Regions from separate parts of the Homo sapiens genome. Here region 2 is linked to region 1. A link is an interaction called in ENCODE POLR2A ChIA-PET data of the cell type or tissue named here. Cell type or tissue: endothelial cell of umbilical vein. All regions are shown on one strand.

Evidence for each region. Peaks named below come from ENCODE experiments on the same cell type or tissue, not always from the same donor. Only the 100,000 strongest peaks of a DNase experiment are listed, where the experiment ranks them.
Region 2: POLR2A ChIA-PET joins it to region 1 with 5 read pairs; 4 of 35 experiments call an interaction of 5 or more read pairs at or near these places.

Annotation. Positions count from the first base shown.
Region 1 is chr13:21,016,082-21,018,581 of GRCh38, reverse strand. All of the region lies in intron 2 of LATS2 (large tumor suppressor kinase 2), which reads left to right. Among named protein-coding and RNA genes, the nearest start is that of LATS2, 44 kb to the left of the region's middle. RefSeq lists an enhancer at 879-1,018. In endothelial cell of umbilical vein, no CTCF peak of the experiment used is centred here; DNase peaks (open chromatin) are centred at 1,051 and 1,411; H3K27ac peaks cover 1,844 bases.
Region 2 is chr13:21,087,840-21,090,339 of GRCh38, reverse strand. No RefSeq gene overlaps it. Among named protein-coding and RNA genes, the nearest start is that of LATS2, 28 kb to the right of the region's middle. In endothelial cell of umbilical vein, no CTCF peak of the experiment used is centred here; no DNase peak of the experiment used is centred here.

The DNA of each region.
Region 1 (2,500 bases):
CAGGGAAGCGACCACAGTCTTCCTGGACCTGCTGCGCAAGCAGGGTGTGGTCTGCCAGGGTGGTCCTGCTTGTCCTTTCATCAAAGGCCAGGTGGACCCAGCTGGAGCCAGCCCTTCCCCTTCTGAACTCTAGCTGCCTCATGCAGTACTTTTCATCTGCCCCAGGGCAGAATTTTGTTTTTCCATGTCAACCCTTGTCTCCTCATCTTGCCAGATGGACAGTAGCATGCCCCTCAGTATTGCCACATACCTCGCCCAACACCCACGTCACAAATGTCCTGTGTAGGGTAGTGTGGTCTGTCCCAAGTCTGAAGGAAACTTGCCTTCACTTATTTTCATACAGTATTTTTTAATTAAGTGTTTACTTTCTAAGTGAATTCTAAGTATTTTACACCTGCCTGAAGGAATGCCTTAGGTTTTAGAGACCTCCTTGAACTGTCAGTTTACATGTATTCTACCTAAAAGTCTCAGATCAAAACTAGCCAGTGATCCTACGTGTTACTGAAGCTGAGTGACATTGATTCAGAAGAATGAAACTAAATTGGCCTCACATTTCCCACTTCCATATGGTAGCTTTAAATTTGGAGGATATAAAGAAAACCATGGCACCTAATTGAAGGGATAGTCTCACATTATTAGTATGAAGAAATGAATCAGGCTGGACATGCTGGTTCACGCCTGTAATCCCAGCACTTTAGGAGGCCAAGGCAGGCGGATCACCTGAGGTCAGGAGTTCAAGACCAGTCTGGCCAACATGGTGAAACCCCATCTCTAGTAAAAATATAAAAATTAGTTGGGTGTGGTGGTGGGCGCCTGTAATTCTAGCTACTTGGGAGGCTGAAGCAGGAGAATCACTTGAACCCCGGAGACGGAGGTTGCAGTGAGCTGAGATGGTGCCACTAACCCCAGCCTGGGTGACAGAGTGAGACTCCATCTCAAAAACAAAAAAAAAAAAAGAAAGAAATGAGTCATCTTTTGAAGGGAAGGCACTGGTTGCTGATGACACCCAAGCATTTTTTAGTGAAGTGGTTTTCAGACTACACAGTAAGATCCTTGAGTAGATCAAATAATCAGTTTTGTGGGTTGCACATAACAATGTAAAGAATCATCCAGGTGTGGTGGCTCATGCCTGTAATCCCTGTACCTTGAGAGGCCGAGGCTGGTGGATCGCTTGAGGCCAGGAGTTTGAGACCAGCCTGGGTAACATAGCAAGACCCCATTTCTACAAAAATTAAAAACAAAAAAAAGAAAAAGGATTGCATCACCTCTATGTAAGGGAAGTGTTTTTATGAAATTGTGAGTCATAGTACAAAAGAAAAAAACTACCAAACATCAGTAAAACACAGCTCTAGATAGAATGCTAACTTTTTCTGCACAGTTGGATGATTAATGGCTATCGTCCGTTTTATTTCACTGTGCTGGCTGCCATTCAAGTGCCAGGCGCTTTGTTCATGGCTGGTCACCTCCAGTAACCACCACTGGGATGCTTCCCAGTCCTTAGAAATCTGGGTAAGAAGCACTAATGAAGATGAATTTGTTTCCGGTTCTGCCATATTTTCCTCTGTGGGAGTTGTTATGAATGTTTTTTTCTCATAAGTGATTTGATGCTGTAATCCCTCTTATGTCTGAGAACAGATGCATGGCCATGGATCGGGCAAGTTGGTTTTACTTATCTTTGGGGAACCGGACTTAACAACAGGAACAAGGTAGGCAGTTAAGGACTCTGCCGTGATAAAGAGAGTTAGTTCAGGTGTTGTGTGGAGTTTTATTAGTGAGAGGTTTTCTGATGAATTTCACAGTGGGAAATTAACAAATCAGTTGCCTGCCCTTGGTTTGGAAAAGCACTTGGTTTTTGCTCTGGGTTGCCTGAGAGGCTGCTCTTGGCGCCTTGGTATTTGCAGCAGAGAGCTGCTGTTTCCTGGGGGTTGGCTGGGGTGAAGTGTAAGAAATTTCATATCAAGTCTCTTAGAGAGCTTTCTGGCCGTTTTTAAAGGAATGAACTGGCTGAGCATGGTGGTTCATACCTGTAATTCCAGCACTTTGGGAGGCCGAGGCAGGCAGATCACTTGAGGTCAGCAGTTTGAGACCAGCTTGGCCAACATAGTGAAACCCTGTCTCTACTAAAAATACAAAAATTAGGCATGGTGGTATGTACCTATAATCCCAGTTACTCAGGAGGCTGAGGCAGGAGAATTGCTTGAACCTGGGAGGCTGAGGTTGCAGTGAGCCGAGATCACGCCACTGTACTGAGCCTGGGTGACAGAGCAAGAGTCTGTCTCAAAAAAAATAAAAATAGGCCGGGTACGCTGTCTCATGCCTGTAATCCCAGCACTTTGGGAGGCCAAGGTAGGTGAATCACCTGAAGTCAGGAGTTCAAGACCAGCCTGGCCAACATGGTGAAACCCCGTCTCTACAAAAATAAAAATTAGCTGGGCATGATGGCGAGTGCCTATAATCTCAGCTACTCGGGAGACTGAGGTGAGAGAATCGCTTGAACCCA
Region 2 (2,500 bases), 72 kb before region 1:
AGGTTGCAGTGAGTGGAGATCGCGCCGCTGCACTTCAGCCTGGGTGACAGAGTGAGATTCCAACAAAAGAAAAGAAAAGAAGAGAGAGAGAGAAAGAAAGAAAGAAAGTCCTGTTAACTTTATTAAATGCATTTTAAATTAAAGGTGCTTGCTGATTGACACCCTCTGATTAACTTTTATTTACTATAGTAAGAACATTTAACATGAGCTGTACTCTTAGCAGATTTTCAAGCATGCAATACAGTATTGTTAACCACGGGCACAATGTTGTACAGCAGATCTCTAGAACTCAGTCATCCTGCATAACTGAAACTTTATACCCTTTGAAGGGCAACTCCACATCTCCTCCTCCTGCAGCTCCTGGCAACCACCATTCTACTCTCCACTGCTTTTTTTTTTTTTGAGATGAAGTCTTGCTCTGTCACCCAGGCTGGAGTGCAGTGGCACAATCTCACCTCACTGCAACCTCCGCCTCCTGGGTTCAAGCGATTCTCCTGCCTCAGCCTCCCAAGTAGCTGGGATTACAGACACCCGCCACCGGGCCTGGCTAATTTTTATATTTTTAGTAGAGACAGGGTTTCACCATGTTGGCCAGGCTGGTCTTGAACTCCTGACCTCAGGCAATCCGCCTGCCTCCGGCTCCCAAAGTGCTGGGATTACAGGCGTGAGCCACCGTGCCCACCCCTCTACCCTCCACTTCTACAAGTTTGACCATTTTAGATCCCTCATGTTGTAGAATCATGCCACATTTATCCTTCTGTGACCAGCTTGTTTCTCTTAGCTTCATGTCCTCAAGCTTCATCCATATTGTCATACATTGCAGGATTTCCTTCTTTTTAAAGGCTGAGTGATATTGCATTGTATGTGTGGATCATACTTTATTTATCCATCCATTCATTGATGGACATCAGGTTGTTTCCACATCTTTTTGTTGTTGTTGTTTGTTTTGTTGTTTGTTTTATTTTTGAGAGAGGGGTCTTGCTATATTGCCAAGGCTGTTCTCGTCCTACTGGGTTCAAGCAATTCTCTGGTCTCAGCCTCCCGAGTAGCTGGGATGACAGGCACTGGCCACCATGCCCGGCTCTTTCTCCATCTTGGCTTTTGTGAATAGAGCTGCCATAATGTAAGAGAGCAAATATTTCTTCAAGATCCTAATTTTAACTCTTTAGGATAAATATCCAAAAGTGGAACTGCTGAGTTATATGGTGGTTCTATTTTTAATTTTTTGAGAAACTCCACATGATTTTCCATAGTGGCTACACTATTTTACATTCCCACCAAGAGTGTGGAACAGTTCCAATTTCTCCACATCCTTGCTAATACTTATCTTTTTATCTTTTAAAAAATAGACATTTTTAGCCAAGTGCTAAGGCTCAAGCCTGTAATCCCATCATTTTGCGAGGCCAAAGGAAGAGGATAGCTTGAGATCAGGAGTTCAAGATCAGCCCTGGCAACATAGTAAGACCCTGGTCTATACAAAACAAAAGAAATTAGCTGGGTGTGGTTGAGGCTGCAGTGAGCCAAGACTGCACTACTGCACTCTAGCCTGGGCAACAGAGTGAGACCCTGTCTCAAAAATTAACATAAATAAATAAATAAATAAATAAATAAATAAATAAATAATAAAATAGCCATTCTAACAGCTGCCAGGTGATATCTTACTGTAATTTTGGTTTTCATTTCCCTGATGATTAGTGATGTTGAGCATCTTTTTATGCACCTGTTGGCCATTTGTATGTCTTCTTCGGAGAAATGTCTATTCATGTTTTTCTGGCCATTTGAAAATTAGGTTATTTGTTTTTTTGTTATTGTGTTGAAGATGTTTCTTAAATATTTTTTATATTAACCCCTTATCAAATACATGGTTTGCAAATATTTTCTCCTATTCCATAGGTTGACTTTTCACTGTGTTGTTGTTGATTCCTTTGCTGCATAGAGGCTTTTTAGTTACATGTAGTTCACTTATTTAATGTTGCCTTTGTTGCCTGTGCTTTTGGTGTCATACCTCAGAAATTATTGCCAAGACCAATGTCATGAAGATTTTCCCTATGTTTTCTTCTAGAAGTTTTACAGTTTCAGGTCTAATGCTTAGTTATTTAATCCACGTTGAGTTAATATTTGTGTATGATATAAGTTAAGGGTTCAGTTTCATTCTTTTGCATGAGGATATCCAGTTTTTATAGTATCATTTATTGAAGAGACTATTATTTCCCCATTGTGTATTTTTGGCATCCTTGTTGAGAATCAGTTGATCCTATAAGGGTGGGTTTATTTACAGGCTCTCTATTCTGTTCCATTATACTATATTTATGTCACTATGCTAATACCATGCTATTTTAATAATTGTTTATCTAAAATATATTTTGAAACCAGGGAATGTGATGCCTCCAGCTTTTTTCTTCCTCAAGATTGTTTTGTCTATTCCAGATCCCTTGTGGTTTCATAGGAATTTTAGGATTTTTTTTTTCTAATTCTGTGAAAAACACTATTGGGATTTTGA